3 separate regions of the Mus musculus genome follow, and regions 1 and 3 are each linked to region 2. Evidence: chromatin loops called from intact Hi-C (ENCODE). Cell type or tissue: left cerebral cortex. All regions are shown on one strand.

Region 1 (8,000 bases), 1.5 Mb after region 2:
CGGAACAAAGAGTCTTCCAGAATACACTTTCCTCAGAGCAAGGAGTCAAAACTACACACAAAAGCCAAATGTCTAAATCCCCCGAATCTAAGCATGGATGGGGAGCGGGAGACGAGGGGGCACTGGGGTTGGTACCCCAGAGCCGCTGTGGGTGCCGATTCTGCAGACACTGTGGGGCCCACTGTGCAGCCTGTAACACAGGGTGCTGCTGGTGGGGCTGCGCTGATGCAGAAGGCCAATCTGCAAGCACCTTGTTCCTCAAATGAGTTTTATAGTCAGTCCTCTTATTCTGTTGCTTCCAGTCTTCCTGGCAGCCTTAAGTGTATTGTTACTCTCTTCAAAAAAAAGAAAAATACCATGTAAAATGTTACCAGCTTTCTATACACATAATAAAATCAATCTTTTGCTACAAGTCTGTTAAATGAAATAGCATGTCCCCAGGAAACACAAGAAGTGTCAGTGTCTGAAAAAAAATATATATATGTATATATATGAATAAAAGTAAAAAAAAGAAAAACCCAAAGGTCAGAATAAAATACAAAGCAGCTCCTGTAAAACTAAGAATAGATATGAATACTTGCATGCATTCTATATAGCATGTGTCCTCAAAATGCCCCACCAGAATGCATGCTGGAGTTCCGATCTGTGGCGTCTTTTAGGCGTTTGCGAAGCCTTCCTGATTCCCAAGATATAGACATTGCACCCATTGACAAGAAATAGACCTTTTGAATTGAGCTGATAAGTTGAAGTGAATATGGCCTTGGATTTCTACTAAAGAATAGGTTATTTATGAGGGATCTATCACCCCAAAGCCTGGTGGCTAAGAGCAAGCAACTAATAAACAGATATAGCCACTATTTTCCCTTTTATGTGGCAAAGGCTTTATCAACAGATCATATTTAAATAAATTGTGCAAACTAAATTCCCAGTTAAAGAACAAACATCTTCCCATGTCTAATGTGATGGACACGAGGCTGATTTGAAGCCACATGCCATCCAGGAAGAAGGGAGCCCCCTGGCATAGCCAGGACTGAAATCCATCAAAGTTCAGATTTGACTGTCTCCTTGAAAGCTGGACGTGGCGATTCGGCAATCTGCGATTTATTTAATTTTAATTAAATTTTGTTTCACATCCTGTTTTGCAAGTCAGCAAGATGGGTTTTGTTTGCCAAGAGGGGGAAATGACACAGAAGGAGAAACTCGCTGTCCAGGGCGGATCAGAGGTGTGAGGCTGGCGTTAGCGAGGCTGAAGCCTTTCTCGGGAACACAGGACTTTGTCTGCAGAGCCTGTCTGGCCCTCAGTATCGCAGCGCCGCTGTCTCCTCACTGAAGGGCCTATTTGTCTGCTTTAAGTGAGATCACTCAATTCTCAAAAGTCAGTGGAGGGCTGTGGAAGGGGGAGGGTTCGGATAGGCTACTCCAAATAAGTTCCATTAATCAAAAGACACAGTGTAATGTAACTAATATTTTACAATTAGGGAAGCCAAGATGCGACTAAAAGCCATCTATCTCTCTTATACCACATGATCATCGATTCATAATCGGAGACTGAGAGTTGCACAAAGATGCATTTACCCGGTGGGGGGAGCCGGGGGGAGGGCCGGCCTGAGCCGAGATAATGAACGTGGTGAGGGCTCACGGCGCTGAAGGCTGAGAAGAGATGACAGAGAGGCTCAATGCTGACGGATGACATGAAGACACTAGCAGATACCTGACAGCCCGCGGGAGCCTCTGCGCTCTTCCCCCCGCATTATGGTCCTCAATTATCCTGGTAAGGGACTAAGGGGGGCACGAGGAGGCCGGCTGAGCCCGTGGTCATCAGCTCTGGGCTGACTTACCACGCTGCCACTATGCGAGGGGAGCAATCCTGCGAACACCACTCTGAGGGGCTATAGCTTCCTTTACCAAGGCTTTCGGGCACATGGGGGGGGGGGACAACGGGGATGCCCAGTTCGCCATCTGTTTTGTAATAAAATTCCCAACTCTTCAAAGAGGCTCATTTTTTTCCTTTACTGCCACCTTCAGGGAAAAGGAAGAGTTGGTCCCCCCCCCAAAAAAAGAAAAGAAAAGAAAAAAGAAAGAAAGAAAGAAAAAGAAAAAGTGAAGAGTGGATTCCTGGGCATTGGGGGGTGGGGGGAGGCTGGTCTCTGTGAAATGAGTCCCTTAGGGACAGCTCAGACTCCTGAAGTGATCTTCTCAGAGCTCCCCCAGTGAATAACGTGGGGTGTGCCTGCCTTAGTCGGGATCTAATTGCAGGAGCTAAGAAACCGGAGTGTGCCGGGGAAGCAGGGGGGGGTGTGTGAGCTCAGAACCCCTCAGTGAGCAGAGGCTTGGGGGACAGTAATCACAGCAAAAAGCACAAACTTTCCCTGGCTTCTGCCTCAGCGCATGCGCGGCCACCTGCTGGGGGGGCCCCTGCGTTCCCACATAGGTTCAGATCCTGCCCCTTAGTTTCTTTGTAAAGACGCAGTTGGCCTCCTCGTGGAGAGAGTCCTCAGAACAAAGGAGAGTGGTGCTCCAGGAGCCGCAGAAACTTGGCATCTTAGAAAGAATGTTGAGGTGGCAGGGCAGGTGGCACGGTAGACGGGGATCCAGGCCTCAGGGAAGGCCAAGAGCCACAGTGGCGGCCCCACCGGGCACAGCGTCCAGCAACTTTTGCTGCCCTGGCGCAGGGCGCTATTTCTTTAAAATACAATACCACAGTGATGTATTTATGTAATAAAAATAAATCCATATTGAAGCTGGAGATCTGAGGAGCCATTTCTACAGCGTTTGTGGGACCGGGGGGCGGGGTGGTTGGTTTGGTTTGGTTTGGTTTTCAATCATTACGTGGCTAACAAATGTATCACTTCCCTGCCTGTCTCTTCCCTCTTTCCTGTCTATTTCAGAGTGCTCCCCATGCCCAGTCTGAAAAGAGACAGGCTGCAGAAAATGCCAGAATTCTGTGTGTATGAGCCTATACAATCTCACTCGGGACATACACTAATGAGAGAGCTCCCTTTGAAAGAGTCCCAGGTGCCCCTGCCTCCTTGCTCTGCAGAAACACCCAGCAGCACAGAAGAGGCTAAGAGAGGGCGTGGGACGCCACTTCTTGTTCCTTCTGAATCACCTTGCTCTGTCACTCCATCCCTAGGGGACGGTGGCTGGCTCAGAGCAGAGGATCCAGGGACACACGGAGTGGTTTGCTCAATTCTTTGTAGCACCTTAATGAAGCTCCCCCACCCCAAATTTACCTAAAAGTGGGAAGGACAAGCCGACTCTGATACCCCAAGAGAGGTGCTGAGTCTGAGGTAAATCAATTCTTCTGGTTTCGGCATAGCTGTAATTGAGACACCCATTCAAAGACCATGTAACTCACTGAATCCTGCCAGAATCGCAGCCAGAATGGCTATAACAGGTTAGGTTTGACTGTCCCAGACACAAACAGGGCACCATTCCGTCTGCCCTTGGGGTGTGGTAAGGCCAGCTGTGCTAGTGAGCCCAAGGTCAGGCCCTAGCTGCTGCAGGTGCTTACCCACCATCACATCGCCGTGAGTGACATCACTGTAGGTAAAACAACAGGACCAAGTGGAAGGTGGCCGGCAAGGCCAGCCTTCCAACAGGAAACTCCAGGCCCAGAGTTGAGTGTGGGGCTGTCAGCACTCACCATCACCATGTTGCCTCTAGATGAAAAGGAAAGGAGAACCCGCAATGTTCAGAGAACTTGACTGTATTTGCCAGAACCTCTCAGTCAGGAAGCCACCGAAAACCCAGCCCATTGTCTCTGGAAGCAGTTTGTGCTTCGAGACGTTGGGGTCGGCATGGATCTGAGTGGCATTGCTTCCCACTCACAGTTCTCTCATTGTGACTTGACCAGACTGAAGACGGGGGGGGGGGGGGATTGGACAAGGGGACGGACACCCAGTGCTCCAAGGGGATGTGACAAGAGGGGTAGCCACAGGCTGAGGGACTTATGCAGTTGGCTTGCCTCGGCCACCTTGCTTGAGGAGAACTGTGGCTTCAGTGTGTCTTACAGGGCCTCCTCCTATTTAGGGTATAAAGGGATTGGGATGTGATTGGGTAGAAGACAGCTGAGAGAATCGTTTATTCTTCCTGATTCTGAGAAGCCAGCTCTGCAGTGATTTTTTTTTGGGGGGGGGGCTCCCAAGCCACAGGCTCCGTTAGTTGTTGCACCACAAACTCTTGTGACCGAATAGATTCGGTTCCATCCTTTCTAGAAGGGGGTGAGTTTTGAGAGATCCCTTGAGCTTGAAAATATGTACAGACAGGTAGGAACCATCAGGAGGGGACAGTAACAGATGACAGGCAGATGTCCCCCAACCTCAGACGACACAGCTGGTAAAGAATTAAACCAGAGAGATTTTGAGATGGCACACAAAACTTCCCCGCAGTAATTTTACTGGCTTTAATATGACAGCACCCTGCAAACTCCATACAAATCATCTGAGAGAATATTAAACCTGGGCAATGTTTTAAATCCCTCTTTAGAATGATGCTCATCTAGAGCTTGTATCCAAATTGCATACAATTTGACCCAGTAATTCGCCACATTTTCATATCACTTGATAATAGGTTGAAACTATTGTTCAAATGCAAAAATTTTGTTATCTACCTTGCCGGCCTAGGCCAGGCAGAAAATTCAGAGACCTAGGGAGCACGCGGTTATTTGTAGCCATAAAGGTGGTCTCTAGTGCCACCTAGAGGACAAGTGGCTGCATGGCATGTGAGTCACTCGGAGGAAAATTAAATACAGCTGAATAATTGAATGAGGGCAAGTTGAATCAGGGGTCACCATCTGTTTGACTAGAATTGTTGGCACATTTCAGCTAAGCCTCGCGCGCCTCGTAAACATGCTTACAGTTATCATAGCTCGCATTGCCCTAAAATAAAAGAGAATTGGTCCTAAAATAAGCTTGAACTAATTATACATATACCATCTTGTCGTCATGGAGACCAGAGTGAAGGTCACCATATTCTTACGGCTTTCGTGAGGGTGTTGGTGCCAAAAACAGACAGGTGATTCTTTCTATCCTGTGGGGAGATGGCGTCTCGGGGATGGATGGCAGAGGAATAGAGAACAAGCTATCACCCATTTCCCCCAACCCATTCTCTCTGATCCCAAAGGAAGGCAGGGTAGGGGTTCTCAGAACTGACACCATACCTGAAGCACATGGGAAGCCTCGGCAAGGGGGACATTGAAGTGCCCCTGCCAATGTTACTTAAACTTCTTCCAAGTTGGACCAGCGGCCCTTGGGGATAACAAGGGAGAAGACATCTTGTCAAAGAAATGGGTGTAGTGTCTGAGTTGGATGCCCCTGCCAGCTTTGTCCAGGAGCTGGTCACTTACCAAGAATCAACATGCTGTGCCCATGTAGGCCGTGTGTGCTGCTGTATTTTCCCAGCAGACATGAAAAACACAAATTCACATGTTGGGGGCGGGGCAGAGAACTCATGTCTTGCCTCATCAATTTTTCTGGTGGATTCCCTCCCCAAAGGGGAAACCTCTTGTTGACCTACATCTCTCTGCACACAGTGGCCTCATTGTCAACATATCTGGAGACAGGGTGTGGATAAATCCCAAACCTTAGTGTGTGTGATTGTGGCTTAAGACCTGTAGTTAGGATTTAGAGCTCCGGCTCGTGTTAGTAACAAGGGCAATGGGGTTTAGAGACGGGAAGATGGGACTCTTGAACATGGGTCCTCCAGCCTCTCCCTCCTTGTTCTCTTAGGATCCTATGAGAACCTCTTTCCCCTTCTCTTCCAGCCTGTGTGGCTAAGAGCATCCCTCTCCCTCTTGCACTGCCGTGTATGCACAACGCGCTTTTGGACGCCACAGTGGAGTGACCCCAACTTCAGTAAAGCCTCCTTCGGGATGCAATTAATGCCTGTTGTCATCCACATTGGCTGGGCTGACACCATCTCAGATTCCAGAGGTGCCATCAAGGTGTGGGGGGGCGCTACCCAGAGACCAGAGGCTGCAAATGGATGCAGAGCGACGACTCCCTTGCCTTGGTAATTAAAAACCATCAAATGAGCTTGCATCTCGACGATCTCCTGCCTCTAGATGCAGTTGAAGACCAGCTCCCCGGAAACCAAATTATGACAATGAGGAAGGAGGAAAGTCGAATAAGCAACCCAACACTATCTCTCTTGGGCAGAATGCCATGCTAAGGGCTGGGAGAAACTCCCTTTAGTCTCCACCGACCTTCTCCAGGCTGCCCTCCCAACAAAAGGGGAAAAGACACACCAAGGAAGGAATTTCCCATTGCTTGGGTGTGGAATACACTATCTGTACGTTGTTGTCCTACACATGGGCTCTACCCCTCCCAACAGAGCCCTCTCAGAGGCCTGACACAGAGACCTGGCAAATAAAGACAGTTTTGGAGCATGACATGGCGGTGATCCGCACCTATCACCTCATACTTGGGAGGCAGAGGCAGAGGCAGAGGCAGAGAGGCAGAGGCAGAGGCAGAGAGGCAGAGGCAGAGGCAGAGGCAGAGGCAGAGGCAGAGGCAGAGGCAGAGGCAGAGGCAGAGGCAGAGGCAGAGGCAGAGGCAGAGGCAGAGGCAGAGGCAGAGGCAGAGGCAGAGGCAGAGGCAGAGGCAGAGGCAGATGAGACCTTCCTTCTAGAGAGCCTGGGCTACTGAGTGAGACTGTGTCCATAAACAAACAGTCTTCCCCCAGGAAACTAGGTAGTGACTGCTTCATACATGCAGGCTATAAACCAGCTCATTCTGGGCTGAGTGAGGCTTCCCTGGTGACTTAGAACATTGGAGTGAAGGTGGTGAACGTGGGGTCCATGAGGGCACCCTGCCAACTGTTCTGAAGCGATTAGAGAAGGGTACGCTGAGGACCAGTGGACTGTGGACTGTACCGTCCCTCTCTGAGAGCATTATCTTCACTCAACCTGATGCTTCTCTCGGGCCACACCACCTGCTACAGCCCTGTCTTGCCTCTTGCATTCTTCCCTCAAGCCTAGGCCAGCAAAAGGTTATGGAGCGCATGCAGGGCTGACGTCCTGGCCCAGTGGTGAGATACACACGGGCCTAGTTCCTAACATGGGTCAGGTTGGGCACCCAGAGTCCTAAGCCTGCAAGGCCAGCGGCCGCCTGGCACCAGGCTATCGCCCTGCCTCACAAAGGAGCAGACCAAGGCTTGTGAGTTCTCTAAATTTCCCAGAGAAGCAGAAGCACAGATTTTGATGTGAACTCCCCCGAGTACTAAATGTTAAGTACCAATTCCAGGCTTTCAGAGGCCCCGTGGGGGCCAAGGCAGACAGGTCTGCAGACGGCTGGGAGCCAGCTGCACCTGCCTCTGACCTCCTTACCTGAATCCCGGCCCAGTCTGGTCCTTCCGCAATGCCTATACCCAGACCTCAGCCTCCAAGGAGGTCCTGAAGGGACAGCCTCCGAGCCCCAAACTGTCCCCAAGGTCACAAGTGACCTTGCCCACTGTGTTCTTCGCCTGCTGTTGAAGCCTCGTACTCCAGGCTCCCCTGAGTCTCCTCACTAGCATGCCTCACTTCTCTGACTATATCTCTATCCCCCTCCCTTCACTACCCAGGCCTGGCCTCAGTAATCCGGCTACATGCCCTGAAATTGCTCTCTGTTCAGAGATTACTATGAAGCGACAGTTAAAGGAGCAAGGTTACTGATAATCCCCACAAAGATGGATTAACTTTTGGGGGAAAAAATCATGCTGGCACCCAGCTAAAGGGACCTTTACTGAATGGGCCTGCATGCTGGTGACAATGGGATTTAAGGCTCTGGTGGCCTCACCACCCCTCTCTTGTACCCGGAAGCATATGGCTCTAAGAGGAAGATGTCTGTCGGGGAGGGTTGGAGGCAATCTGCATCTGTTTCCAGGGGTGGCTCACATCTCAAATGTGTGTCCTCTATGCTCCCAAATGAAGGCCCAATTCCCCAATTGCCAGGAAGCAGAGGGACGCATAACACAAGCTCACTGGTCCACATGTGAGATACCAGAGGAGGGCCAGAAGT
Region 2 (8,000 bases):
AATTTTTAAGAGTGTGTGTATGTGTGTGTCTGTGTGTGTATATGTGTGTCTGTCTGTGTGTCTATGTATGTGTCTGTGTGTGTGTCTCTGTGTGTATTTGTGTATCTGTGTATGTCTGTATGTCTGTATGTGTGTATGTGTGTCTCTGTGTCTATGTATGTGTCTATGTGTGTGTCTCTGTGTGTATTTGTGTATCTGTGGATGTCTGTATGTGTGTATGTGTCTGTGTGTGTCTGTGTGTGTCTGTGTGTGTGTATCTGTGTAGACCATAACAGGGCACTGAATCCCCTGGGCCTGGAATGACAGGTGGTTTACTGTCTCCATACCTGGGACTGGAAACCAAGCTGGGATCCCCTGGAAAAGCTGCAAGTGCTCTTACTCACTGAGCCACCTCCCCAGCCCTCTTTGCAATCTCTTTCTTTGCTCTCGCCTTGGACTCCACGTTCACTCCTTCAGCCAGCTTGTTTTGGGTCAGCTCTGCATGTCTGGTGTATTGCAACATGCAAAGGATGCCGAGAGGCAATAATTCAGCTCTCTGGGTGGGGGTTGGCTCTACCTGGGGCACGTGTTTCCAGGGTTGTGGGACTGCCTTTGGCGTGAGTAGAATGGCCATGCTGGGTCTATTTCAGTATCTGTGGCTTGTTAGCACTCCCAGATGTGCAAAGTCAGGGAAGGGGATAGGAGACATCAGACCCTTGTGTTATTCAAAAGGTGATGAGTTTCAGAGCCTGAGGGAGTTCAGGGCGTGCCCAGATGTGCTGAGATTATACCAATGCATAACTTGAGTACTCTGATTTTTTTTTAACTAGATAGACTTTGACTCAGGGGTGGGGATGTTCAGATGGACACAGTGCCTTTGCTTCTCACAAGAGAGCTATCCCGCTTACCATGGATGAAGCACCCCCCCCCCCCACACACACACATCAATTTTCTGTTCTTCAGCTAAGAATTTGGGTTCCCAAAAAGTGCCTAACCAGGAACAGAGCCCTGTCTCACCCTTGGCTTCCCCTGTGCCTTTCTGGTATTTCTAGACCGATGGACTCCTGGAATAAGACTCTCTGTGTGTGGGCGTGGGGCTGGGAAGGACATCTTATGTCAGTGATGGAGGGAGGGGGTTTTAGTTTGTCCCCAAGGCAGTGCTCCCGCTTTGTGACCCAGCCCCTCACGTCCAGGCAGGGAACACTTTGTCTCTGCACCCTCCCGCCCAGTCCTCTGAGCTACAGGGGCTTCTGGCTTTGGTTCCTAACGTTCTGTTTTCTCTCCTCAGTAAGCTGCTTCCAGGAATTCTCACCTTCCCCAAGCCACCAGGGGAAGCCCCTCCTTGCCTCATTTGACTCCATTACAGGGCTCCTTCCTCTCAGCAACTCCAAACAGAGAAGTAACGCTGAGCAGGAGAACTTATTTTTTCTCTCTCCTCCCTGGAAGCCAGCCTTGATCCAAATGTTCCTATGGTAACATTAATTCTCCCAAGTCGCACCTACTGTATAATAAGCTGTATATATAGCAGGCCCACTGGGATCCAAATACCCCATATGTGCTAGCGAATGAGTTAATGCTGCCGTGAGAGTTAGCAACGTCCCGGTTCCTGATTTGCGTACTTTTAGCTACAACCTGTGTTTGTGGGGTGCTCTGGATGCAAGCTTGGGTGGGGGGAAGAGTGGAGGTGGGCCTGGTGTGCTGACAGGGGCTTGCATTCAGTGCAGAGCACAGGCTGTCTCTGGAGAAGTTTTGAAGTTCCAGATGGAAGCACACTGGCCTCCTCTCTCGTCCCATCAGAGCTGTTTCTAGACTTCTGTCCTGGCTGTCTTAGCCTCCTCTATAATCTATGTGACAGGAAAGCTTGACAGTAGGGGCCTCCGAGTGAGAGAACTAGGATTGCAGACAGATGGGGGATGGCCAGGCCTGAGGTCTGATGCCTATGGGATCCCGTGGGGAGGAAGATGTCCTCTGTCCTCACGGGCTGATGGGAAATGGAGATGGTTGGGCCCGCAGGAAAGTCTGGGCCTTTTATGGGTCATTTGGTTATTGCGCACACTTGGTAGGATGTATATTATTAGTGCGGAAGGAGTCGTGTAGATAAGAGGGTGGGCAGTGATGGTTTAGGGCTGGTGTTCACAGCACAGGCCAGGTGTGCTGGTGGAGTTTGTTACCTTGACACAGGCTAGAGTCATCTGGGAAGGGGATTTCAATGGAGAAAATGCCTCCATTGAATTGTTCTGGGGATGAGTTTGTTGAGAGGGCCCAGCTCACTGGAGGCGGTGGCACCCATGGCAGGTGGTTCTAGCTTGTATAAGGAAGCAGGATGAGCAAGCCACGGGGTGGGGGGTGAGGGGCAAGCCAGGACGAAGTACATCTCCATGGTCTCTGATTCAGTTCTCGTCTTAAGTTCCCTAAGCTGAAATAAATCCTTTCTTCCCCAAGTTGCTCTTGGTGTCTGTGTTTATCACAGCAATAGAAAGTATGTTTACATACCAGTGTGGCTTTCTGTGCGGCTTGTGCTGGGTCTTAGCATGTTCTGAGCTTGGCCTCTACTGTACAGATGAGGAAATGGAGCCACTCTTTCAGGGGTTGGACTCTCTCAAACCTGCATTCTCAGTAATACCTGCACTGCCTTGCTCTCTCAGGTGTGGCTGGGTGCTGGGCAGACTTAAGAGGGATCCGCTGGCTTGGATAGACCCCTTTAAGCCCCTATGTACTTCTGTGCCCAGGGCCCTGGGACTTGCGGTTTGGCTTCAATACAAAAATGTCAGAAGGGCATGTGCTGATCTACATTATGGGGACCTCGGAGCACATATTGTATCCCCTCAGCTGTGGACTGTCCATGCGCACGCACGGCACACACGCACACACACACACACACACACACACACACACACACACACACACACTCACATGCGCATAAGAAGCCTGTTGTTGGTAAGTGGAGAAGATGATTGGAGATAGTGGGGGAGAGGGAAACATCGGGGGTCCTGGCTCCAAGGTCTGAGCACTGGGGAGAGAGAACGCAAGGAAGAGAGAATCTTATGTTTCCGGCTCACTATGGGTGACATTGTTCCTCAGAGGCTGACCACAAGCACGCCCCTATGTGTGCTCCCACATGCTTATGCCCTTTGCATGACCACATGTGCATGGGGGACCTGGACTCAGCCCATGCTGCAGGTCAGCAGCCCCTCAAGGTTCCAAAGGTCCCCCATCTGTTCTGTAATGCTGATGTTTTGGCTGATGGCCCAGGCTTCCAGCCTCCTGCTGGACCTGGGGCTAGGACGCTGAACATCAACAACCACCAGAGGGCGCTGCGCTTCAGCCCACTGCCTGCTCTAGGCTGGGGAAAGGACTTTTAAAACTCCCAAGAATTACCTTAAAACCAGAGGGCGAAGAGCCCAACTTGTTTCTAGCCATTGCTTGATTCCTGTGGTTAATGAAAGGCCCTTTCCACTCTGCCCACAGCCCACGGACACCCCGAAGGGGCATAAAACTCGATAGATACTCACGGATATAAAATCCCCTCTAAAAAATCTTGGGTCTAAGCCTTTTTTTATGGCTCCGTATGGGAGTGTTCTTGGAAGGCTATTTTGGGAAATGAAATGGTCCATTTGTCCCCTTGTAAAGTTGAGCTGAGCCCTGGGAGCCCCTGCTCTCCTCCCGCACCCCTGTCCTCACCTTCTGCAGAGAGCTAGGACTAGCAGTATGGAAGCAGAGAGGTGTCAGGAACCCAGGGGTAGATGGGCAGTGGCAGAGGTACAGCAAGGTGATCGGGCGCTCTGAAGTCTGAGCTGGACACTGTGTCTGATGTCACACCCATTTAGGGACTAGCCCAGTAGGTACAACCACAGTGGGAAGATGCCAGGAAGTGCCCAATCTGGTGTGGGTGCTTGGTGTTTCAGCAGGTCACTCCTATACATATTGGCACCGGGGGCAGGCTCACAGGGACAGAGTGTGGTTCACTTGGGGGTCTAGTGGCCAGGCACAAGGTGGGAAATGGAGATCACTCACAGACTGAAGTTGTGGGGCTCATTGTTATTTCAGCCTCCTTACACCAACTGTAGGAGACATATAGAAGACAGCTGGTGGAGCTGAACACAAGAAAAGGCAAATCAGTCGCGTATTTTTATTTTCTTGCAGAGCTAGGGATGGAACCCAGGGCTCTGGATATGTTAGACAGGTGATCTACCACTGAGCCATGGCCCCAGGCCCTCACTGGGGGATTCTAGGCAGATGCTCTACCACTGAGCCATACCCCTAACCCCTTACTGGGGAATTCTAGGCAGGGGCTCTACCACTGAGCCACACTCCCAGCCCCTCACCTGGGATTCTAGGCAGGGGCTCTACCACTGAACTACACACACTCAGCTCTTGAATGTTGGGGTTCAAAAGTACATTCATCTGCTAGTGTTACTGTAACTAAGTGCCACAGGCTGGGCAGCTTACATGACAGAAATGTACTTCCTCACTCCTCTGAGGCTGTGTGTCTAAGATTGAAGAGTTGACAGGGCTGCTTTTTTCTGAGACATCCCTCTGTAGCCACTGAGGGTTGACTTCTCTCTGTATCTTCACATCCTCTTCACCCCGTATGCTCACGTCCTGCTGTCTCCTCGTAAAGACACCAGGTCAATTGGGCTAGAGCCTACCCGAATGACCTCATTTTAACTCAACTACTTAAAAAAAAAAGGACCTTGTTTACAAATACAGTCACACTGGGTGATACTGGAGGCTAAGATCTCAACATACATTTTGGAGTGCATATGATAAAATTCAAAACCGAACAGAGGCAACTGCAGAAGACTTCCGAGACCAAGACACCTCCAAATAAGAGAAGATCTTTGCATTCTACATCTATCTCCCTGAAATTAGACCTCCCCTAGCAGGCAGATGAGGGAGGGAGAGTCCTGGGCAACTGCAGAGAGCTTAAGCACCCTTAGGGATCTGTTTGTTTCCTGCCTTTTTGAGATAAAGTCTCACTATGTTGACCAGGCTGGCCTTGGCACACAGAGGGCCTCTGTGCTGGCATTAAAGGTGTACACCACTGCATCTAACCTCTGCTGGTTTTCCATCTTCTGCCTTTCTCCCTCCTCACTTCCATTCCTCCTTTTCTTTCTGAGTAGATACCAGCCAAGCCCCTGGCTGAATAGAATATGTTGAGGACTTTATTGAGTCAGATCTGGTTTCTGGACCCTTAGTCCTATGCAGATTCCACCCTCTGAGGATTAAGTTGTGGTTTAGATCTGAAACACAGCCCACACCTCTCCAAGTTCTTGTGAAGAGTGCTGGGTCCCCAGCTGGTGGCACTACTTTGGAAGGCCCTGGAAACCTTAGGAGGTGGAGCCTAGCTGGAGGAAGGATGTCACAGGAAGTGTGTTTTCTGTTCTCAGGTTTTCCTCCTCTCTCTGCTTCGTGTCTGTTAAGGTGAGCAGCTGCCACCACACATGCTCTTGTTCCTCTGATATTTGTCTTACCAGATGGCCTACAATCAATGGAAACAAGGGCTTTGGGTTGAACCTTTTGAAACCACAAGGCCACACAAATCCTTCTTCCCTGTAAGCTGATTTTGTTAGGCATTTGGTCATAGCAGTGATAACACTTTCAGATCTCTCCAGCCTGTGATGTCACCCTCCAGGATATTAGCTCACCAGGTAGGAGAGTGTGAGAGACAGAAGTAGCAATCTGCAATAACCCTTGGGGGAGTTGGACAACTCTACGTCTGTCTATTTGTGCTTTGTTTGCTCTGAGAGGATGGACAGGACACTATGAGACTTGTGAGCATGGAGGAGCACTAGAGTTTCCAGCTAGTGAGAACCCCACATCCCACCTGCTGCTCCAGGGGACCGTGGTCTCTTAACCAGTGGACGGAACAGGCTAAGTCTAGGTTTGAGTGAGAAGGTCCAGCAGTTTCCAGAAATGGGGGTTCAGCCATGCCTGAGCAAGGGGTAAAGTGAAGCAACTCTCTCCCCGCTCTTAACTTAATAGCATTTACTGATCCCACTACATGCCTTGCATGTATTATGTACTATGTATTAAAAATTTTATTTTTTTATTTTTTAATTGTGTGTGTGTGCCCATGCATGTGCGTGCATGCTCACATGTGCACACGAGTACAGTGTTTACAGAGATCAGAGTGGCCATCTGAACCCCTGGAGGTGGGGTTACAGGTGGCTGTGAGCCTCCTGATTGGAGTGCTGGGAACTGACCTTGGGTCCTCTTCGAGAGCAGCAGGTACACCTTGCCGAGCTGCCTGTGGCCTCATTCCTGCAGGATAGCAGTTAGTTCTCCCAGTTGCTCAGTGGAGAGTATAACGACGTTCCTGGCTCTAGATTTTGCTAATGTAGATGCCGACTCCTTTTGTAGCTTTTGTGCAACTATAAAACCAAGTCACCTTCGCAAATGAAGCACAAACAGAACAATGAAACCAATACAGTTTCGAGCAGCAACATTCATCCAGTAGCAAGGGAGGCATGAGATAGGATTTAGAACTGATGTATGCCCCAGGTTCTTTCCAGATAGGTGAAATTGCTCTTTTGTGGGTGCCGTGGGGGCAAGGCTGCCTGATACTTCTGCTGCATTTTGTTTTTTGGAACCATGTGTGGTAACAAGCTACCTTCTTCCATGACCCCCTGTTATGGGTTGGGTACAGAATGTCCCCCTAACCCACGAAAGATCCATGTGTCGAAGGTGTTCCTAGATGGGGAAGCCAATCACGGAGACCGGTTCTCTGACACCGCGGATGGAATTGGAACCTCATGGCATTATTGGGAAGTGGTAGAAGCTAAAGTTGGAGCCTGGTGGGAGGAGGGAGGCCACTGGGGGTGTACCTGTGAAAGATGGCTCTTCTCCCTTGACTCCCGTTTCCTGATTCTCAGGGGTCGAGAAGGTCTGCTCTGCCTCCCTGACAGCATCACGGTATTCTGCTTCACCTTAGGTCCAAACCAATGGATCTATGTGACCGCAGATAGAAAACCCCAAAGTTGTGAGCCAGAATACATTTAAAAACTATCAATTCCAGTTATCCTTCTAGGTAGATCCTGCATGCACCAAAGGTTCACGACACAGGTAGAAAGTCAGAGAAAAGCATTCCTGTGGCACATGTCCCGGGCAAGTGTCCAGTGTGTGTGCCCTCAGTCTCCACTGGAGTAACTCAGGGCTTAGATTTCCATGGACCAAGCTCTACAGCTCCCCCCTAGTTTTCCCTCAGCCCCCCCCCCCCCAACCACTTGCACAGTGACTCTCTCCGCTCTAGTCTTGGTCATTATGAGTGAGTCTGTCACTCCAGCGATGGAAACCACAAACTTGATAGAGATCATATGCCGGTCACACTCTCTAGAGATCTAGGAATTTAACAATTTATTTTTGCATAGGTGTGTGTGTGTGTATGTGTGTGTGTGTGTGTGTGTGTGTGTGTGTGTTAGTGTTAGCATATGCCATGTATGTGTGTGTCAGTGGAGGCCAGAAGAGTGTGTTGGATCCCTTGGAACTGGAGTTCCAAGTTGTCATGAGCTGCCCAATGTGGATGCTGGGAACCGAGCTTGGGTTCTCTGGAAGAGCAACAGCCACTCTCAACCACTGAGTCTTCTCTCTCCAACCTTTTGGTAAAAATGGATTTTTTTTTTTTATGATGTGAAAATACTCTTAAGTCACCCAAAGGATGCCTGAGTGTCTGGACAGCTTCCTTCTTCTACCTCTTTCTAGAGCCTTGGTGAGCTCTGACTGTTACCTTCAAGAGTAGACCGCCTCATCAATACCCTGGGCTCAGAGGCTCTGAACATGTGCACATAGCAGGTTTGGGGCCCCAGAGAAGGTTGAATGGGCCTGGAGAAGTGACTTGATGGAGTGCCTACTGCTTTTACAGAGGACCTGTGTTCACTTCTGAGCAGTCACACTGGGCAGCTCACAATTGCCTGTAACTCCAACTACGGTGGATCTGACGCCCTCTTCTGGCCTCTGTGGGCAACTGCACTTCTGTGCACATAGACAAACATACACATAACTAAAATAATAACAATTATTTT
Region 3 (8,000 bases), 1.5 Mb after region 2:
TTTTAAAGAAGTCAGTGACTGGACCTGAGTTCCATAACAGGTGTTTTCTAAATGATCTTTTTTTTTTTTTTTTTTTTTTTTTTTTTTTTTTTTTAATGTAGTAGTGACAGAAGCCAGGTCCTCTGCATGCTAGCAAGCACTGTAGGGCTAAACACTGCTCTCAGCCCCTCACTGGGGGAATTCTAGGCAGGGGCTCTACCACTGAGCCACACCCCCAGCCTCTCACTGGGGGATTCTAGGCAGGGGCTCTACCACTGAGCCACACCCCCAGCCTCTCACTGGGGGATTCTAGGCAGGCTCTACTACTGAGCCACACCCCCAGTCCCTCACTGGGGGATTCTAGGCAGGGGCTCTACCACTGAGCCACACCCCCAGCCCCTCACTGGGAGATTCTAGGCAGGGGCTCTACCACTGAGCCACACCCCCAGCCTCTCACTGGGGGATTCTAGGCAGGGGCTCTACCACTGAGCCACACCCCCAGCCTCTCACTGGGGGATTCTAGGCAGGCTCTACCACTGAGCCACACCCCCAGTCCCTCACTGGGGGATTCTAGGCAGGGGCTCTACCACTGAGCCACACCCCCAGCCCCTCACTGGGAGATTCTAGGCAGGGGCTCTACCACTGAGCCACACCCCCAGCCTCTCACTGGGGGATTCTAGGCAGGGGCTCTACCACTGAGCCACACCCCCAGTCCCTCACTGGAGGATTCTAGGCAGGGGCTCTACCACTGAGCCACGCCCCCAGCATCTCACTGGGGGATTCTAAGCAAGTGTTATGCCTCTAAGTCATACTCCACTCCAGTTCTTTAAAGGACTTATGTACTGCTTCTACCTGAGTGAATTTATATGCATCCCATCAGTGCAGGAACATGCTCAGGGATCTCTTGGATCCCCTGGAACTGGAGTTACAGATGGCGGTGAGCGGTAGAGAACCTGGGTTCTGTGCATGAGTAGTGAGTGCGAGTGCTCCCATCTGCTGCACTGAGCCATCTCTCCAGCCCCAGTGCTAATCTTATGTTAAGACAGGATCCCCACTCACCTGGAATCCTCTTACCCTCATACCCCTGAACTCACAATCTTCCTGCCTCCTGCGTAGCTAGGATTCCAGACCTGTGTCACCAGACACACACAGTTCAGCATCCCTCACCCCCCGAAGTCTGACCTCAAGGTCTGCCATCTTTCCAGTCCTCAGATTACATCGCCTGGATCAAGAATTCAAGACAGACCAAACGGCTCGGAAATGCCAGGAAACAGGGAAGTCAGCCTCAGGCACATGCTACCTTTGTCCCAGAAAAATGAGGCAAAAGGCAACAGAGAGAAACTTGAACTAGAAAGAGCACCCTCCAGAGTGCCAGCTCTGCCTGCCTTCATGCCCGTCGTCTCCTGAGGCTTTCCCACACAGCTTCAGAATCCCACTTGGGGCCTGTGGGATGGGTGGGTGCATCTTAGTACTTGGGTTGGCCAGCCCAAGAGCAAATCTGTTTGACAGCATACACGGCAGAGCCACGTCACTGCTGCCACACCTGACCCACATCCTGTGGAAGTGTCTAATGGCACCAAAGTCAAAATGGCTTAAGCACATCCTTAGAGGTGGACGAAAGTACTCCAAGGCCAGTGTGCTCTGTCCTATTGATGGTATAAGACTTAAAGCTACAAAAGATAAGGCTGGATAGGGAAGTGGCCCTGTGAGGCTTTCTGTGTGCCTCTGGGGGAACCCTGCACACAAACAGCTCATACCACCTTGTGGCACCTTGGTGTCTCAGAAGAGGGCTTTCCTGAGATCTGAGCAACATAGCAGAGAAGATGCACCACAGAGCCTATCCATAATCTGCCCAAAATGTTGAGTGTCTTAGGGATAGCTGGGGGAGCATCTCTGAGTGGGAGCCTTGTCTTGTCTTCCTGGGTCTCCTTCCTAAATAAATACCAAAGGCCTCTCTCCTGAGGACCGCTGAAGCTCAGCTGACTCCACCCTTGGCCACAAAGGCAGGCACGGAGTCAGTGAGGGGATGCGTTAGTGGAGCCTGATTTCTTATATAGCTGCTTGCCTAGGGATTGTACCACCCACAGTGTGCTGTGCCCTCCCACTTCAACCATCAATCCAAAAAAAAAAAAAGAAAAAAAAGTCCCACCAGCCAGTATGATGGAAAAATTCTTCAGCCGAAGTTCCTGCTTACCGGGTGACAAAGATAGTATCAAGTTGAATAAACTAACCAGCATACGTGGAGGGTGGAGGCCAGGCAGAATTGCACACAGACAGTATCTCCCACCTGCTCCTATAGCATCCGACCGGGGCTTGTGGGACAGCCACACCCAGATGCAGTACTAGCCTCACCCACCTACCTGTAAGTCTATAAGACACAAAGGGCATCCAGCTTTACCTTGTGCCCCTGCCCCCATCCAGTCTCCTGTCCCAGCCTCCCACCTCCAGGCTCTTCCCGATAAATAATCTAAAGCTCCTAATCTCCGAAACACAGTCTCCGCCCTCTTGGAGATGCTGCGTGACCCCTCGCATCATTTCTACCCCCAAAGTTAATTTGTGTGATGAATGGAACTTGCCTGGACCCATCAATCTGACTCTCTACAGGATTCAACGAGGCGCTATTGACAGCTGATGGAATCCAAGTGCAGGGATGGAGAGGGTCCGCGCATCTGTCCATCTGAATGTGGAATGTGTATTGATTAAAATATGATGCTCTACAGGATCCTACATAAATCTAAACTCTATTAGATTAACAGGGGTGTTCAATTAACATAAAATGACAGCGTAGGAGAAAGGGCTGCGTGTCGGTCATCGCTAATATTTTAGCCGTAAACACAGACAACCTGCAACTGGGATTCCGGTTTGCATGTGTGTGGGTCGTGGCCAGGCGGGCTGAGCACTCTAGAGCTGCCCTTAGCTTCTGGCTCTGGCTGGTTCCTTGGTTGTGTCCCCGTGATGTTAGGGGTGTATTCTAACCATTGTTAAAACTGGGCAAGAGTCCTTACAGTGAAGGGGTCACATGCATCCTCTATCAGTCACAGGCCAGGAGCCCCAGGTTCTGAGAGGAAAGCCTGAGTCAGCCGGAAGTGGCAAAGAGGACACTCAGCGTAAATTCTGGACCCCTGAGCGCAACATCTGAAGTGGAGGCCCTCCCATTCTGCACTGCCTCTATGAATCGTTCTCACACGTGCGCAACGCTTCTAGGGGTCTCTGGTTAAGGGTGTCGTCTAGGCAGGGGTATCCTGGATAATAGGGTCTAGGGAGGCTCCTAAAACTCCGGGCTACTGAGAAGGGGCGGGGCTGCAGAAGCCCTCCTTCCATCTTGGTCTCCTTGCTTCACATGGATCCTCCAGTCAGGGCTCCAAAATGCGCCTGCCCCTCCCTTCTCTGAGGTCACAGAGCTAACCCGGGGCAGGGATTTAACTACTGAGTTCATTTTATAGAGCAGAGGGCTTCTCCCCGGCCTTCAGCTTCTGCTCGCCCACATTCTCCTGGTGCTAAGATGGCGGCCTCAGTACCAGTGACGAGCTGTCTGGGGTCTTTCTTTCTTGTAGATACGACTCTGCTTCCTGAATGGAAATTAAAATGCCCTGTTCTGAAGAAAGAGTGCCAGGAATCCAATGGGCCAGATTGATACTTAAAACTCGCGAGCATCTATGCATGTGTTCACCAGTTACTATGACAACCCCATGAGTCTTCATATACATATTAACTGCTGGGTACCAACTTGGGACACAACTACCCCCACGGGCTGTGGCTTGCACCTTTTAAGTCACGATCTCAGGCATGTCCCCTGCAGACCCCAATAGTGGTGCTTATAGAAGAAAGGGGATTTGTGAGTTCTGACCTACGGGACTTTCTGTGTGGGAAGTGAACTTAGTTTGAATAAAACATTCTTGTAAGGTATTATAGTTAGAATATGATCTCTTGCCCACAGGCTCATGATTTGAATGCTCAAATGGTGGTGCTGTTTGGGGAGGTTCTGGGAACCTAGGAAAAGTGGGACCTGGGTTGAGGAAATACGCCCTTGAGGATATACAGACCCTGGTGGCTTCCCACCCGCCCTGGTTATGAAGTGAGCTATTTCCAACAACCTTTGCCAGCCATGTGGACTGGCTCTGGGAACCAGGAGCCGAAATAAACTCTCCCACAATAATGTCGTTTCCAGGAGACATTCTGTCATGACTATGAAGAAAATAGCCATTTACTGACCAGAAGCAACTAGAAGAAAGTGTATTTGTGCTCCAGGGTCCAGAGGGATGTGGGTCCATCCTGACAGGGGCAGCCACTGGTAGCTGAAGCTGCGAGCTCACATCTTCAATGGGAATGACTTTTAACAACTCAGAGCCTACTCCCGGTGACACACTTTCCCCAGCAGGATCACACCTCCTAAACCTCACCAAGCAGCAACTGGAGAGCAAGTGTTCAAATGCCCGAGACTCTGCGGGAGGCTCTCAGTCAAGCGACCATATTGAGGAATGCAAGAGATAGAATCTTGTGGCTGAAGGTTTGTGTGGCCCCACTGAGGGAGAGAAATTGCGGAAGCATCCTTTAAATCTCCCCCCACCCCGCCTCCCGCAATGAACTCCCTGGTAGACTATGGTCTGGCGCTTCTCAGTACTGGGACCCTTCCAGATTTACCCGATCTTTGCATAGAGCAGACACTCAACAAATGCACCTAGACGCAATTTAGTGCATGAGTCAAGTGACTTAATTCTTTGTCAGAGTAACCACGCCTTGATGGTGTGGTCGTTTTCACGAGACCCCTGTGATGGCTAGGCTGGACAGGCATGGTTTGCATAGGTCTTCTTCAAACAGCCCTTTCCCAGAGCGACCTCCTTCAGCGCTCTTCCTGCTCTTTCTGTGGACATCGAGTGCCCTCTTGTGGCCATATTCGGAATCGCAGTTCTATGCTGCTTGCCCTGAGAAAGGGAGGGATTCACCATGGCTGAAGACTTGTCTGGGTCTAAGGCCTACCTTTTCTGCAGCCTGCCCGATCTGCTTTTACCAGGGTTGGATTTCAAGGCTGGGTCCCCAGGGAAGTTGGCTACAGACCAGCAGCTGCCTGAAGGGAGCATCCGGGACGGGGCGCGGGGGGGGGGGGGGGGGCGGGAACAGAGGGAACGAAACAGTCTCCATGGGGCCCTTGGTACACATCTGTACAATACAGCCCGCCAGACGTCTGCTGGTGGCCCGGGCAAGAGAGGAATACATATGAGCAGTCCTGACTAGGTAAGGAAGGGAGAGATGCCCAAGCAGGCAAGCGCATCTCCTCACTGAGAGACAGGTTAAGCCCTGTCCCCAGGAAGAACTCGCTAGGCCTTGAGAAGGTTCTGGGTGGGAATTAGCAGACAGAAACCACCTTGGGATTTCTGCTATGGGTGGGAGGGCTCACATAAAGTCCACCCTGCCTGGGCTGGCCCAGAAGCCAGACCCTAGCGTGTCTAGTAATGGCATAAAGATTCCTGGAACCCTTGCTCAGAGTGGGCAGAGGTGTGCAAGCTGGGGAGGTGACATAAGAATCCTCTGCCCAGCTCCTTGCAGGAAAAGGCAAAGAGGGTCCCTGGCCACCAAGCTGCTTCTTCAGGGTGGCCAGGACGTTGGTATGGTCTGCAAAAACGGGACCTTCTTTCTAGGTTTTCTGAGCAACATAGCTAGTTATATGTGGAGCCAGACCCCACTGTGTATCTGCAACCCTGAAGCACCTCCTGCTCTTTGTCTCCCCCTATGCTATATCGGGGATCACTGCAGCTCTTTGAGAACAACTATAAGCCACATCTGAACCCCACTTGAAAGCGCTAGTAGCCCTGAGCCCAGGGTGGACCCCACAACCCCCACACATGGAAAAGTAGCTTTAGCTTGGCTGGGGCCAGTGATGAGTCACTTTTGTTGAAGGAGACTCTAGACTCAGACTGAATGAGGAACACAGAAGATAAAATACCACCCCCACACACCCTGAGAAGGGGCAAGGCCAGGAACCACCCAACCTAAGCTCTTAGAAGATCCTGTTCTAATGTCAGTGTGTTTTCTAGAGAGAAAAGTGACCAGCTTCATTACTGTGAACTAAGAAGATTAATTTTTTTAAAAAAAATAATGTCTCCAAAGGAAACCAGTAGCTTGGGATGGGGGGGGGGGCAGTTAACATCTCTAGAAAGCACCACAACCCTTTCATAGGTAAGCTCTGCAATATGGCTAGAAATGATGGGGCCAATTTCAAATCTGCCAATGCAGTTAACCAGCTGTGCAACTTTTGATAAGTGTCTTAACCTCTCTGAGCATGTGAAATGAGGCTAGTGATAAGTCATACCTTACAAGGCTTAGGTTTAAATTGCAATTGCAGCTCTGAGCACATTGAGCCTTGCTGAGCCACACTTGCTCAGCAGTTACTGTTATAGCAAATAGGTTAGCAAATTGCTTTTGTGTTGGTGTGTGTGTGTGTGGGGGAGAGCCCATATCCAACATGGTTTTAGACAGCCTTTGTCAGTTGCTTCAATCAACCCTGCTACGGGGCTTGGGCAGGGCTCTGTTGTCATATCCTCCTCCACTATGCCTGTTCCTGGTGAGGACAGCGTTCCCTGGGGGACACAACTAGAAACGCAAGAGTCAGGCCTTCCAATGTGCTATTGGGCAAGTGGTAGCTGCCAGTGGGTGTCCCTGTGAACTGCAGCATGGAGAAGCAACCAGTGCCGGGGAGCCTGGAATCCACCAGTAAATAGCTGTTGCTATGGCATTGGAAGATACTGACGAGGTTAGCATCTGGGAGAACAGGAGACACCATTGTGGCTCCGAGCCCGAGAGCTGTGTGGCACAGGGTGTGAACATTCAGCTCATCTCACGGAGGCTCAGCAGGCTCAAGTCCTGGGGCTCACATCTTCTGGCTTCTCAGGGAGATGAGCTGGTGTGTTCTGAAATATGTCCCAGGTTTTTAACTGGGAGCAAATCTCTCCCCTAAAAAAATTAAAAGATGTGTCCCTGCCTTGATTCCGAGACAGAGGTTGCTAGACCAGTGATGTCTCCAGCTTCCCTCTCACCTTACTTGTGGGACTATATGGACCCAAGGCTGTTGCTGGAACATTCTAGGTTCAGAAGGCCTAGAGCAGTGGTTCTCAACCTTCCTAATGCTGTGACCCTTTAACACAGTTCCTCATGTTGTGGTGACCCCTAGCCATAAAATTGTTCCGTTGCTTCTTGGTAACTGCAATTTTGCTGCTGTTATGAATTTTAATGTAAATATCTGTGTTTTCAGATAGTCTCTGGGAGATGGAGACCCACGGGTTGAGAACTGCTGCCCTGGAGTTTCCAGTGAGCAGGGGAAAAAAAAAAAAAAACCCAAAAAACATGGATTTCACTGCTGTGCAGATGCTGCCATCTACTGGTGGCACCATGTAAGTGCAGCTGGCTTTGACAGCATTCCCCAGGATAAAAAGCCATTGGGGGGTGAAGGTGGGAGGTGGGATGGGAGGGAATGGACATATGCAGCCCAGCGAGTCTGGGATATGAGCATAAACTCAGTCATAGAAGCCTGAGACACCAGAGAAGAAGCTAAGGTAGACGCTGAGGGCAGGGGAAGGGGTTCACACCTACAGCTAGGAGGGTCACCTGGGAGAAGAGTGAGCCGAGTGAGCAAATGCATATACGCACATCTAAAGCGTGTGTTCAGACAGGCACCATGTGTTCCTGGCCAACGATGTCTCCCGCCCCTCAGCTTCTTCACCTCAGACTAGTAGGTCGCAAAGTCCTTGTTGCTAATGGGGATCACGGGGTGCTTGTAGGGAGAACTTTGTGAGCAGGGGTGGCATAAAATCTTACTTGGTCCTTGGGCCCTGGTGTGAGGGACCGTTGCTCCAGATCGCTTTGAAACACTGGGCTCAGTGTCATCCCTTTCTGGGGACAAGCCACCTAGGCTGAATCAGTCAACGTTTGCAGGGACACTCCCAGAGACATCAGCAAGCCAGCAATGACCCTGCAGAACACCGCACCAGACAAGCTTCTCTTAGCCTCTTGGGCCATGTGTTTAAGCT

Evidence for each region. Peaks named below come from ENCODE experiments on the same cell type or tissue, not always from the same donor. Only the 100,000 strongest peaks of a DNase experiment are listed, where the experiment ranks them.
Region 1: it touches region 2 in a loop (6-fold over the local background); 17 of 42 quality-filtered maps call a loop at or near these places.
Region 3: it touches region 2 in a loop (9-fold over the local background); 21 of 42 quality-filtered maps call a loop at or near these places.

What each region holds. Positions count from the first base shown.
Region 1 is chr7:37,341,516-37,349,515 of GRCm38, forward strand. It overlaps a transcript of Zfp536 not described here. Among named protein-coding and RNA genes, the nearest start is that of Gm30483, 18 kb to the left of the region's middle. In left cerebral cortex, CTCF peaks have their summits at 2,043 (motif pointing left), 2,245 and 4,711 (motif pointing left); DNase peaks (open chromatin) are centred at 1,299, 1,743, 2,552 and 4,719; H3K4me3 peaks cover 1,101 bases; H3K27ac peaks cover 1,028 bases.
Region 2 is chr7:35,876,865-35,884,864 of GRCm38, forward strand. No RefSeq gene overlaps it. Among named protein-coding and RNA genes, the nearest start is that of Gm36234, 42 kb to the right of the region's middle. In left cerebral cortex, CTCF peaks have their summits at 3,285 (motif pointing right) and 7,918 (motif pointing left); DNase peaks (open chromatin) are centred at 1,482, 2,309, 3,279 and 3,869; H3K27ac peaks cover 956 bases.
Region 3 is chr7:37,353,002-37,361,001 of GRCm38, forward strand. It overlaps a transcript of Zfp536 not described here. Among named protein-coding and RNA genes, the nearest start is that of Gm30483, 29 kb to the left of the region's middle. In left cerebral cortex, CTCF peaks have their summits at 4,871 (motif pointing left), 5,712 and 7,360 (motif pointing left); DNase peaks (open chromatin) are centred at 3,708, 3,805, 4,864, 6,669 and 1 more place.